Regions from separate parts of the Homo sapiens genome. Here region 2 is linked to region 1. The links are chromatin contacts, found by Hi-C or POLR2A ChIA-PET in ENCODE. All regions are on one chromosome and are shown on one strand. Each heading gives the region's core, a stretch centred on a gene start or an enhancer-like site at or near the end of the contact. The rest is flanking DNA. Distances are from core to core; before and after follow the strand shown.

Evidence for each region. A loop is a pair of places that touch in the nucleus more often than their neighbours do. ChIA-PET counts read pairs that join two places held with the same protein, here RNA polymerase II (POLR2A). Pooled maps may share reads with other maps.
Region 2: a loop to region 1 is called in a pooled map, with 2.9 times the contacts of the local background. The contact joins the enhancer-like site here to the promoter of LPAR6 in region 1. A Hi-C loop is called at or near these places in 1 of 168 maps with a recorded cell type or tissue (natural killer cell) and 6 of 50 pooled maps. POLR2A ChIA-PET finds 5 or more read pairs at or near these places in 2 of 52 experiments (H1 and activated CD4-positive, alpha-beta T cell).

The regions. Positions count from the first base shown.
Region 1 is chr13:48,411,863-48,418,904 of GRCh38, reverse strand. LPAR6 (lysophosphatidic acid receptor 6) reads left to right here and starts at 5,792. Exons shown (of 1, transcript NM_001162498.3): 1 at 5,792-7,042. The coding sequence starts at 6,482. All of the region lies in intron 17 of RB1 (RB transcriptional corepressor 1), which reads right to left. RefSeq lists an enhancer at 6,807-7,042.
Region 2 is chr13:48,152,863-48,159,583 of GRCh38, reverse strand. The region is part of intron 4 of LOC105370198 (a long non-coding RNA gene); the gene reads left to right. Among named protein-coding and RNA genes, the nearest start is that of MED4, 61 kb to the right of the region's middle. RefSeq lists an enhancer at 2,850-2,969. Within about 2 kb of position 3,568, at least 15 of the 41 ENCODE cell types and tissues checked have a DNase peak (open chromatin) inside an H3K27ac peak, as active enhancers do; they include natural killer cell, where a contact is called at or near this core.

The DNA.
Region 1 (7,042 bases), core at 4,543-7,042:
AGGTCTCCAAGGACTTGCTTTATGAATCTGGGTGCTCCTGTATTGGGTGCATACATACTTAGGATAGTTAGCTCTTCTTGTTGCATTGATCCCTTTACCATTATGTAATGCCCTTCTTGTCTTTTTTGATCTTCGTTGGTTTAAAGTCTGTTTTATCAGAGACTAGGATTGCAACCCCTGCTTTTTTTTTTTTTTGCTTTCCATTTGCTTGGTAAATCTTCCTCCATTCCCTTATTTAGAGCACGTGTCTTTGCATGTGAGATGAGTCTCCTGAATACAGCACACTGATGGGTCTTGACTCTTTATCCAACTTGCCAGTCTGTGTCTTTTAATTGTGGCACTTAGCCCGTTTACTTTTAAGGTTAATATTGTTATATGTGAATCTGATCCTGTCATTATGATGCTAGCCAGTTAGTTTGCCCATTAGTTGATGCCCATTAGTTTCTTCATAGTGTCAATGGTCTTTACAATTTGGTATGTTTTTGCAGTGGCTGGGACCAATTTTTCCTTTCCATATTTAGTGCTTCCTTCAGGAGCTCTTGTAATGCAGGCCTGGTGGTGACAAAATCTCTCAACATTTGCTTATCTGTGAAGGATTTTATTTCTCATTCACTTATGAAGCTTAGTTTGGCTGGATACAAAATTCTGGGTTGAAAATTCCTTTCTTTAAGAATGTTGAATATTGGCCCCCACTCTTTTCTGGCCTGTAGGGTTTCTGCAGAGAGATCCACTATTAGTCTGATGGGCTTCCCTTTGTAGGTAACCCGACCTTTCTCTCTGGCTGCTTTTAACATTTTTTCCTTCATTTCAACCTTGGTGAATCTGACGATTATGTGTCTTGGGGTTGCTCTTCTTGAGGAGTATCTTTGTGGTGTTCTCTGTATTTCCTGAATTGGAATGTTGGCCTGTCGTGCTAGGTTGGGGAAATTCTCCTGGATAATATCCTGAAGAGTGTTTTCCAACTTGGTTCAATTCTCCCTGTCACTTTCAGGTACAGGGACAATCAAACATAGGTTTGGTCTTTTCACATAGTCCCCTATTTCTTGGAGGCTTTGTTCGTTTCTTTTCATTCTTTTTCCTCTAATCTTGTCTTCACACTTTATTTCATAAAGGTGATCTTCAATCTCTGATATCCTTTCTTCTGCTTTGGCTGTTGATACTTGTGTATGCTTCACGAAGTTCTTGTGCTGTGTTTTTCAGCTCCATCAGGTCATTTATGTTCTTCTCTAAACTGCTTATTTTAGGTAGCAATTCCTCTAACCTTTTTTCAAGGTTTTTAGCTTCCTTGCATTGGGTTAGAACATGGTCCTTTGGCTTGGAGGAGTTTATTATTCTCTGTCCAGTTTTGTTCCCTTGCTGGCGAGGAGTTGTGATTCTTTGGAAGAGAAAAGGCATTCTGGTTTTTGGAATTGTCAGCCTTTTTGCGCTGGTTTTTCCTCATCTTCATGGATTTATCTACCTTTGGTCTTCGATGTTGGTGACCTTCAAATGGGGTTTCTGTGTGGAAGTCCTTTTTGTTGATATTGATGCTATTCATTTCTGTTTGTTAGTTCTCCTTCTAACAGTCAGGCCCCTCTGCTGCAGGTCTGCTGGAATTTGCTGGAGGTCCACTCCAGACCCTGTTTGTCTGGATATCACCAGCAGAGGTTGCAGAACAACAAAGATTGCTGCCTGTTCCTTCCTCTGGAAGCTTTGTCCCAGAGGGGCACCCACCAGACGGCAGCTGGAGCTCTCCTGTGTGAGTTGTCTGTCGATTCCTGCTGGGAGGTGTTTCCCAGTCAGGAGACATGGGGGTCAGAGACCCACTTGAGGAGGCAGTCTGTCCCTTAGCAGAGCTCGAGCAATGTCCTGGGAGATCTGCTGCTCTCTTCAGAGCCAGCAGGCAGGAACGTTTAAGTCTGCTGAAGCTGCACCAATAGCCACCCATAGCACCCTTCCCCCAGGTGCTCTGTCCCAGGGAGATGGCAGTTTTATCTATAAGCCCCTGACTGGGGCTGCTGCCTTTTTTTCAGAGATGCCCTGCCCAGAGAGGAGGACTCTAGAGAAGCAGTTGGGCTACAGTGGGCTCCACCCAGTTCAAACTTCCCGGTGGCTTTGCTTACACTGTGAGGTGAAAACCACCTACTCAAGCCTCAGTAATGGCAGAAGCCCCTCCTCCCACCAAGCTCCAGCATCCCAGGTCGACTTCAGACTCCTGTGCTGGCAGTAAGAGTTTCAAGCCAGTGGATCTTAGCTTGCTGGGCTCTGTGGGGGTGGGATCCACTGAGCTAGACCACTTGGCTCCCTGGCTTCAGCCCCTGTTCCAGGGGAGTTAACAGTTCTGTCTCACTGGTGTTTCAGGTGCCACTGGAGTACGAAAAAGAAAAAATCCTGCAGCTAGCTCGGTGTCTGCCCAAACGGCTGCCCAGTTTTGTGCTTGAAACCCAGGGCCTGGGTGGTGTAGGCACCCGAGGGAATTGCCTGGTCTAAGGGTTGTGAAGATCACGGAAAAGGCATAGAGTCTGGGCCGGAATGCATCGTTCCTCGTGGCACATTCCCTCATGGCTTCCCTTAGCTAGGGGAGGAAGTTCCCTGGCCCCTTGCACTTCCCGTGTAAGGCGATGCCCCACCCTGCTTTGGCTCGCCTTCCATGGGCTGCACCCCCTGTCTGACCAGTCTCAATGAGATGAGCTGGGTACCTCAGTTGGAAATAGAGAAATCACCCACCTTCTGCGTTGATTTCGCTGGGAGCTGCAGACTCCAGCTGTTCCTGTGTTCACCATTTTAACATCTATCTGGCTCTGTTTAATTTTCGCTCCCCCCAAAAAATCCATATAAGAAATAAGTTGATTCTCAGAGTTAAGTTCCAGAAGTGTAGAGATCTCACATTAAAATAACAGTTTGCCTGAGTTTATCAAATACAAAAGTATCTATTAAATATAATTGATTATATGGATTCATTACCTCCCTTTGCAAGTAGTTACTCTGTATTTTTCCAATTCTAACCTAAGAATTTTTCAAAGTTTCTAAATTCCCCTTTGGTTCCTTAATTAGAGGCCAAATTTAATATCTGGAAAAAATGCAGTATTCAATTATCTTCTTCCTGTTCAAACAGTCCCTCTGCTATGGCTCTTCCTCAGTAGAAACAACTGGCAACAAAATTCAAGTTTATGATTCATTCATCAGCAAACATGTGAGAATCATCTACAAAGAACCAAGAATTGTGGTAAGAATTATACAAACATTTACTATGATACTGATAATAATGAAAAGCCTAATTCAACAAATAGTGATCTATCCATTTTTAAGCCCCAGTAACTCAAACATTAAAAAACTATAAATGAACAGGCCGGGCACGGTGGCTCACACATGGAATCCCAGCACTTGGGGAGGCTGAAGTGGGTGGATGACTTGAGGTCAGGAGTTCAAGACCAGCCTGGCCACATGGTAAAACCCTATCTCTACTAAAAATACAAAAATTAGCTGGGTGTGGTGGCGGGTGCCCATAATCCCAGCTACTCGGGAGGCTGAGGTGGGAAAATTGCTGGAACCTGGGAGGCAGAGGTTGCAGTAAGACAAGATCGCACCACTGCACTCCAGCCTGGGCGGCAGAGTGAGAAAAAAAAAAGAAAGAAAGAAAAAGAAAAAGAAAAGAAAAGAAAAAACTATAGATGAATGACTTAAGTGAATAACAAGTCAAGTGAGTAATGACAATATGTAGAAAAATATTCCAAGTAGAATTAATAAATTTTAATTATTTGAATGAGAAAATGCCGCCATATTCAAAATGAAAGTAAAAGTAGGATGAGATCAGCATATACAACTGCATATATTTCATTAATTAAAGATGACTAAAGAGGAGACTATCAATTTGAAAGAAGATTACTAAGATTTTGTTTTTTTAAAACATACTGAACCAAATAAAAAAAAAATAACAGTAAGACATAACTACTAACAGAAAATTTTTTCCAATGAGAATACAAGCTTATTAACCACTCCTTTTTTCATTAATGCTCACTCAGCTTCTACCAGCCTTCTAATAAGAACACACACATACATCTTTTCTATACCAAATGTGATATAAAAGATATTCAACCCTTCAAAATTTTAAGTATTGGTTATAAGTAATACTCATCTTTTTTTGTCATTTGATAATAGATGAATTTTCTAGTCCAGACAGTAGAAATAGATTATAGTTCATCAACAAATGACAAAAATTGCTGAGTGTGAAAGAATGGTGCAAAACAACACAAAACATTTTACTGTAATAAGTTATTTTTAAGCTAGCTAAGTAATTTATGAGAAAAAAATAAATTGTTCTTAAATTACTTAATACCCAAGAGGAAGAGTTTCAGCTTAAACTAGACCAAATTAAAAAAATAATAACAGTAAGGCATAACTAGATCTAGCCTTTTCTGAAGAAAATGATATTTAAAACAAGAAAAACATGTGCCATAGAGGTTGTGATATCCTCAATCTTTGAGGAAATAACACCTACATTTAAGTACCCTCACCTTACACACACTTTCTTCTTCTGATTTTGGAGTCTTTAAAATATAAGTATACTTTTTTTTTTTTTTTTTGAGATAGTCTCGCTGTCGCCCAGGCTGGAGTGCAGTGGCTTGATCTTGGTTCACTGCAACATCTGCCTCCCAGGTTCAAGCGATTCTCCTGCCTCAGTCTCCTGGGTAGCTGGGACTACAGGCACGCACTATTGCCCTAGGCTAGTTTTGTATTTTTGGTAGAGATGGGGTTTCGCCATTTTGGCCAGGCTGCTCTCAAACTCCTGATCTCAGGTGATCCACCTGCCTCGGCCTTCCAAAGTGCTGGGATTATAGGCGTGAGCCACTGCACCTGGCCCAAAATATGAGTATACTTTAAATATAAACATATAAACCATTCATAGAAACTTTTAGATGGAGACAAAATCTGAAATATATTTCAATATATAGTTAATGTCATATTAAGGGGTTAAGGGAAGAGCTGGGAGGAAGAAGGAAGATAAGACTATGAACCTAAAATTTTGCCAAGTAGTAGGATTTTTATTCTCTAAACCTTATTTCAATCAATTTAAGGTTAAAAAAATTTTGCTTAAAAAGATGCAATTTCATTTTGTGCTTAGAAAGTAAAATTAACACCACACCAAAGATAAACATTCTTGAGTTTGTTCTTTTGGAGAAATGAGTAATTTAAAAATTTAAACAGCTCTAAAATATTAATACAACTGCATAGGAAAGAGGAAAGAATGTTAGAAAATTGCTTATCAAAAACTAATGAGACCCAGGATAAGAGCTACTCATAATGATAACAATTAAATATTGAGTATTTTTCAGAAACCAAGAGTCAAATGCTTGTTATACCTTAAAGGTTAAAGGCCCCTGTTTCATAGTCATTAAACAGTTCTTTGAAATGCTATGTTAAGATATCACTAACAATTTCAATTTATAAATACACACCCATACACATTTTCTTTTCTAAATTGTCATATCCCAAACACGAAAACAATCGAATAAGAGAACAGGCTGAATAGTGATTTTTTTCTTTCAATTATTACTACTGAAACAAATCAAAACAACTCTGAGAGGTTGCCAGCACCGCAGAAGGCATTTCCACATAAAAAGAGTTAATGAGCAGACCACGCAGTTCAACAGCCAGTGACCATTTGCAAGCCTCCTAGGTATATTCCCAGCAGACACATTATCAGATTAAAGGAAGTGCAAACAAACTGGGCTGAAAGTTTCTTTGTCCAAACCCAGCCTCTTCTTCCTGTGATGTCATATTACAAATCTAGGAAGCCTTTCTTTTTCACTTCAGAGAAAGCGACCTCAAGATACAACTGGCAACTGAGGAAAAGGCCTCAATTCAACAAGAGCTAACAAGCTTGGGAGTTTATTTCGGAATCTTTAAAAGACTCTTCTGCTTACCCACAATCTGGGATCCACTGCAGGAAAACAAAAAAGGAAAACTTCATTTAAAAGAAGCAAGAAGTAAAATGGGACAAATTGGGAATGTTTAAGTCTCTGAAACTCTGCACTGAAAAGAAAATAAGATTGATAACTTAAGCTTAACATTCTGAGGCATAAAGAAACATTAACTTTGGAGTATTCATCTTGACTACTGAAATACAAGTTTAGAAGACAAGTGGTTTCATTCTGGTCACAGATCACAGCTTTTCTTTAAATTTATAATCCTATGGGTTGGACTCGTTGACTGTATTTTTTAAAGGTTGCTCGTCAGTTAACTGAGCCTTGGAATTCATGGATTTTCTAAAGACTAACAAATGAAAATATTTTCCTGTTGAAGAACCCAGCGGAAATTTTACAGCAACAAATTTCATGTTTCTTTTGGGTATTTCTGAGAAAAAGGAAATATTTATAAAACCATCCAAAGATCCAGATAATTTGCAAATAAATTGGAGGTTATAGAGGTTATAATCTGAATCCCAAAGGAGACTGCAGCTGATGAAAGTGCTTCCAAACTGAAAATTGGACGTGCCTTTACGATGGTAAGCGTTAACAGCTCCCACTGCTTCTATAATGACTCCTTTAAGTACACTTTGTATGGGTGCATGTTCAGCATGGTGTTTGTGCTTGGGTTAATATCCAATTGTGTTGCCATATACATTTTCATCTGCGTCCTCAAAGTCCGAAATGAAACTACAACTTACATGATTAACTTGGCAATGTCAGACTTGCTTTTTGTTTTTACTTTACCCTTCAGGATTTTTTACTTCACAACACGGAATTGGCCATTTGGAGATTTACTTTGTAAGATTTCTGTGATGCTGTTTTATACCAACATGTACGGAAGCATTCTGTTCTTAACCTGTATTAGTGTAGATCGATTTCTGGCAATTGTCTACCCATTTAAGTCAAAGACTCTAAGAACCAAAAGAAATGCAAAGATTGTTTGCACTGGCGTGTGGTTAACTGTGATCGGAGGAAGTGCACCCGCCGTTTTTGTTCAGTCTACCCACTCTCAGGGTAACAATGCCTCAGAAGCCTGCTTTGAAAATTTTCCAGAAGCCACATGGAAAACATATCTCTCAAGGATTGTAATTTTC
Region 2 (6,721 bases), core at 2,319-4,818, 260 kb after region 1:
TCTGAGGATGATCCATAAACTCCTGCTGCTGCAGGGGGTGTTTTGCTGCAGGGGGAGTTTTGGTTTTGGGGATGAAGGTGGAGAATGAGTCACTTTCCATTCATTTTCTAGAACCTTCTACAGCAGAGTGCCTTTAGAGAGTTGGGTAATGTAGCCTCTCCTAGTTAATAAAGCCAATGACAATTTCATGCCTAAGAACGTCATTGGTTTGAGGGCAATGATTTGCATTTAATGAAAATAATAATTTTCCACAGCCTCTGAAAAACACAATTTGGCTTCACTGTAGTAGAAAGTGCTTACTTTCTTTCACACCAGCCCAATGAAGTTTTCAAAGTTCAGAAAACTTTCCTCACTAGCAGTGGATTAATAATTGCAGGTGGAAATGTCTTTGTCAGTGGGGTTGAGGTAACCAGCATGTAGAAGATTCTTGCCACCTAAAGCAAGAGGAACTGGTTTTCTGTGACCGGTTTTGTAACACCAGTGGGAAAGCTCCACAGCTGGTTTGTTCTGGATTTTCATGCCTGCCTCCTTCTCAGTCCTCACCTTCTGTCAACCATCTCTCCCTTGGTTTCAATTCCAGAAATGCAATCTTCCTGACATGGCTCTTCTCTGACAACCTGGGTACCCCGCTGCCTCTGGCCGCACCTTGCTTCTAAGACAAATAAGGAACTTTAATTTGGGCTCCCGAGTGGAAATAACAGATAGTTATCAAGAACAGAGGGCTCAGGCTGGGTGTGGTGGCTCATGCCTGTAATCCCACTTTGGGAGGCCATGGCAGGTGGATCACCTGAGATCAGGAGTTGGAGACAAGCCTGACTAACATGGTGAAACCCCGTCTCTACTAAAAATACAAAATTAGCCGGGCATGGTGGCACATGCCTGTAATCCCAGCTACTTGGGAGGCTGAGGCAGGAGAAGTGAGCCAAGATCATGCCATTGCACTCCAGCCTGGGCAACAAGAACGAAACTCTGTCTCAAAAAAAAAAAAAAAAGTAGAAGAACAGAGGGCTCTTGCTTGGGCTTGCTCAGAAAATCCCCACTTCAGAGGAGGGTGCAGCTGTCACTCCAGCTTCCTGGTTATGCATCCCTTGTCAAATTAACAGGAAGTTTAATTCTATTAAATATTAATCCTTGTCCTGAAGGCCTTGGTTGCTTTAGTAGAGAGAATTGAGGGTAGAAGGTGAAAGAAAAGAGAAAGGGAAAGAGCATGTAGAAGGCAAACAGAGGAAGAGAGATGAAGTCAGGGAGGATCAGAAGGTAGAGGGAAGAGAATATGAGGGAGAGGATGGCAGTTCAGCAGGTTAGTGGGGGAGTTTCTGATCTCACCACCTGCTCTTTGCCGATCAGCTCTCTTGCCACTGTTCCTGGCTCTGTCAGAGCTTTCATTCTTATTTTCTCGGAAAAAAATACATAATTACACAGTGAAGAAAGTCAGGTTAAAAATGGCATGTACAGTATGATTCCCTTTTATATTTATTTATTTATATATATATTTTGAGATGGAGTTTCACTCTTGTCTCCCAGGCTGGAGTGCAATGGCACGATCTCGGCTCACTGTAACCTCCTCCTCCTGGGTTCAAGCAATTCTCCTGCCTCAGCCTCTGGAGTACCTGGGATTACCGGCATCTGCCACCATGCCCTGCTAATTTTTGTATTTTTAGTAGAGACGGGGTTTCACCATGTCGGCCAGGCTGGTCTCAAACTCCTGATCTCAGGTGATCTGCCCACCTCGGCCTCCCAAAGTGCTGGTATTACACACGTGAGTCACTGCCCCCGGCCGATTCCCTTTTAAATACATGTTTGCATAAATATATTGAAAGCTATGAGTAAACATTTTCATTATTTTGGAATGGTAGAATTATGAATTCATTTTTATTTTCTTCTTTTTTGCTTATCTATATTTTCTATAATGAATATCTATGCATATAATAGTAAAGTTCAAGTTATATTAAAAGTGAGGGGAGGCCAGGCATGTTGGCTTATACTTGTGATCCCAGCACCTTGGGAGGCTGAGGCAGGAGGATCATTTGAGAGCAGCCTGCGCAACTTAGAGAGCTCTCCATCTCAAAAAATAATAATAATAATAAATTAATAAAATAGAAAGGAAAGGACAGAGTCAGAGGAAGAAAAATATGGAGTTGGGAGGAGAGCACAATGTTTTTTGAGGCACATGATGATCCAGATAATCTGTTGAACTATACATTTCCCAGAGTTAATTGACTGATCTTTGCATTCAGTAGCCATTTGACTACTATGTTCAGTGTTTTAGGGATTCTAATTTTTTTTTTTTTTTGAGATGGAGTCTGGCTCTGTCGCCCAGGCTGAAGTACAGTGGCGCGATCTTGGCTCACTGCAACCTCTGCCTCCCGGGTTCAAGCAATTCCCCTGCCTCAGCCTCCCGAGTAGCTGGGATTACAGGCACCCGCCACCACACTGGGCTAATTTTTGTATTTTAGTAAAGACGGAGCTTCACCATGTTGGTCAGGATGGTCTCGAACTCCTGACCTCATGATCCGCCCGCCTCGGCTTCCCAAAGTGCTGGGATTACAGGCGTGAACCACTGCACCTGGCCTTTAGGGGTTCTAATTCTTGTATCTTTAGAATTGTATTTTTAAACCAAAGGTGCACATGGGAATCAGCAGGGAAACTTTTTCAAAATGTCCTTGCTAGTGTTTTAGAATTTTGCTCCTGGTTTAGCTAAAACCAGGTTCTTGTCACATGACCAAGAAAATTAGGCACGTGGACACATTGAAGGGTGAATAGAGCAGGATTTTATTGGGTGAAAAGGGAAAAATGAAAAAAAACCTCAGCAAAGCGAAAACAGGCTCCCCACTTCACAGATTGAATCCCAGGGCTCCTCCCCCTGCCTGTGACTCCACCCTGCTCCCCCAGGGCTCATGTGGGCATGCTCAGACAAGGCCCTGGGCAAGTTCCTTCGTCTGCACAAAAACATCTGATGTAAACACCTGTGGGGAGGGTTAGAGATTCTCCGGGGACCCCTTTTTATCTGCCTTGGCGTTTGGCTGTCTCATTAGGGCCTTACCCTCAGAAGTTCTGATTCAGAATGCCTCGGTAGGGTCTGAGTAGGAGTCTTTCAAAAACCTTGTCTAAGTGTTTGGATATTCATCGTGGTGGAAAATTCCATGGTGTTTAAGATGATCCACTGAGGTACTCAAGGAAAATATTAGAACTTCTAATTTTATTTTCTATTGCATCCTCTAAAAAAATCTCTACTTATTTGGATGTTAGTATTGTACTGATATTGATATGACATGTATAACCTGCAAATAAATACATTTACATATTTGAGGGTATGCTGAAATGTTTTTCTTATAAGGATGTACAATCAAAAAATTAGGAAACAACTAATGGCTTCAGAAGATTCATTATAAGTGGGATAACTCGTGTGCAACTGAATTGAAAACTCTTCTCTGGGCTGAGGTAACAATAACCTAAGAAATTTCACACAACGGATGATGACTCATTGTGACCTACTTCATTTCCTGCTTATAGCTGTATTATTTTTTATTGGTCTTGTGTCACAATTTGTGGGTACATTACCTTCTCCATGTCAGCCACAGCTGTCTCCTTTGTAAATATACATGCACATACATGCAGATACATGCAGATATGACAGAGCTCAGCACTTGGGAACCACTCAAAGCCTTAAAGGCTGATCATTATTTTGCAGTTTTTACATGCTATACTCTCATAGCTGCTTTGAAAAAAATGAACTAGATTATCTTAAAAAGCAAAACAATTCTTGCCAGGCACTTGGCTCACGCCTGTAATCCCAGCACCTTGGGAGGCTGAGGTGGGCGGATCACAAGGTCAAGAGTTTGAGACCAGCCTGACCAACATAATGAAACCCCGTCTCTACTAAAAATACAAAAATTAGCTGGGTGTGGTGGCACACACCTGTAATCCCAGCTACTCAGGAGGCTGAAGCAGGAGAATCGAAGCAGGAGAATCGCTTGAACCCGGCAGGGGGAAGTTGCAGTAAGCTGAGATTGCGCCATTGCACTCCAGCCTGGGTAACAGAGAGAAACTCCATCTCAAAAAAAAAAAAAAAAAAAAATGTGAAACAATTTGCGATAATTAATAGTTTGTAACTAAAACATTGATTAAACAATAAAACAACAGAAAAAATTAAAGAGTGATAAGTAAATCTCCCAACTTCCAGGTGCAGATGGAGAACAAAACACACACACAGACACACACATCTGGCCTTCAGGGTTGCTATTGAGAAGTCTGATGCCATTCTGATTTGTCATCCTTTAGGTAGGACTTGTTTGCTCCTCCTCTTTGGAAGCCTGTAGCATCTGTTCTTTGTCCTCACTGTTTTGAGCTATCACACTGGTGTGCCTTAGTGTGGGTCTATTCTCTTTGTGCTGGCATTTGGCATTTTTTATCTTTCTGATAAAAAGGGAAGAAATGATAGCAACAACATTTTTTTTCAACTCCCCATAGCAACAATATTTTGAAAGCTAGAAAGTAAGAAGTGTGGCCAACAATACAACAGACCTAGGAAAACTGAATCCTAAGTCAGCAGTGAGGAAATTTGAGAAACCAACCAGAATCCCACAAAGGCTCAGGAATTGGCAGCGCCAGGTTCCTGGAAGTGATGTGGGGCCTCCTAAAACTAGGAGTGGTTCAAAGTCTGTTTAGGAAGCAGTTTGACTCTCAGGTCCCTCCCCTCTCTGCACAACCAGGCCGGTAGCCTGTCCGCACCGCAGAGTCTATAACAGAAGGTCCACAGATAGGAGGACACTGGGCAGAGATGAGGGCTGGGTGCTGTGCTGGAAACCGAGAAATTAAGTGGACAGACACTGAGACCCACTGCTCTTTCCCCAGTGAGCTCCCATGATGTGGTGGCCAGAATTATATCCTTTGAGCATGAGCCCGGAAGAGTCTTCTAAGGGGAATTTGATCTCCCCAAGAGTGAAAATTTAAAGGCAGTGCTGTGTGGGTCCTTTAGCCAGATAACCCAGCCAGAACGTGTCGTGGAGCCTCTGGCCAACAAGGCCCTATTGGTTCAAAATATCTACTCAGCTTTTTAGCTCCATTCTTAAATATTAACAGATAATCAAGGTTTAACAGGCACTGAGGAAAACCTCTCACATGAAAAACAGAGACCAAGATGAATAGGAAAAAGCAACTTCAAGGAAAGAGAGACTGTACAGGTTGAAGAAAATGTCAAATATCCTCTGATTAATATCCTCAGAGGTAAGACATATAACCATCAAAAAGGAATATAACATTAGTAAAAGGAGCATTCAGGGAACACATAAGAGCTCTTGGAAATTAGAAATATGATAACAAAATTAAAAATTCAATAAGAGTTAGAAAATAAAGAAAAGCAAATCTCTCTGAAATTAGAGCAAAAGAGAAAACAGAAGGACAAACGAAAGGAAATACAAGAAAATCAGGAAAATATAGCTGGGCTTGGTGGCAGGCACCTGTAATCCCAGCTACTTGGGAGGCTGAGGCATGAGAGTTGCTTGAACCTGGGAGGCAGACGTTGCAGTGAGCCGAGATTGCACCACTGCACTCCAGCCTGGGCGACAGAGCGAGACTCTGTCTCAAAAAAAAAAAAAAAAAAAAAGAAAGGAAAATCAGGAAAACAGAACAGAAGGTTTAATATTGCAAATAGGATTTCCAAAAAGAGTGAACAGAGAAACCAGAGGAGTGAAAGTCATTAAAGAAATAATTTCCCACAACTAACAAGCATGCATTTTTGGAATGAAAGGGCCACCAAATGCCAGCACAAAGAGAATAGACTGACGCTAAGGCACACCAGTGTGATATCTCAAAACAGTGAGGACAAAGAACAGGTGCTACAGGCTTCCAAAGAGGAGGAGCAAACAAGTCCTACCTAAAGGATGACAAATCAGAATGGCATCAGACTTCTCAATAGCAACCCTGAAGGCCAGATTGGAATGGCTTTCAAAATTCTCAAGAAAAATTGTTTCCACTCTAGAATTCTATACTTGGCCCAAAGAATCCATCAAGTGTCAGAGTAGAGTAAAAATAAACATTTTCTGACATCCAACTTCTCGAGAATTTATATTCCATGTCCCTGCCTTAGGATGTCCCCAAACATATGTCAAAATAATAAACTAAGAAAGAGGACTCTGAAGTTTAAACAGGAACAAGGCAAGAGAATCTCTGGGATGCTGGTGAAGGGAGATTCCAAGATGAGAGCTATGTCTCAGGTGCGGGTTAGAGCATATTCTATAAGGCTATGGGAGAGTTTTTTTTAGGAGACTGGTGAAATTATTAGACTATCTGAAAATTCTGAATGCCTTGACAGCAGACATAGACCAATAGAAAATATAAATACTGTACACAGAAAATGAAGCAAACGAAAACCAAAACAGTTATTAGCTCCAGGAGCAACCCTGTCTCAAAGAAAAAAAAGGTGTTCAGAAAAGAGAAAGTGGTCATAGTTTACTATATGGCTTAGCTGTGACTATTGCTCTAACATACACATTGAACATTCACGTTACCAGCATTACAACATAATTCTGTTGGAAGGATGGGAGATGGGGAAGGATAAGTGTATCCCACTGGGACAGCAGGAGGAAAGACACCAAATCCTAATCTTCTACCCATTATCTATAGATAATGGCTATAGTTGAAAAATCAAGGAACAGTATTTCAAGCATGTTAATGTAGACACCTGAAAGTAAATACCAAAAGAATTATCTAAAAGGTTAAA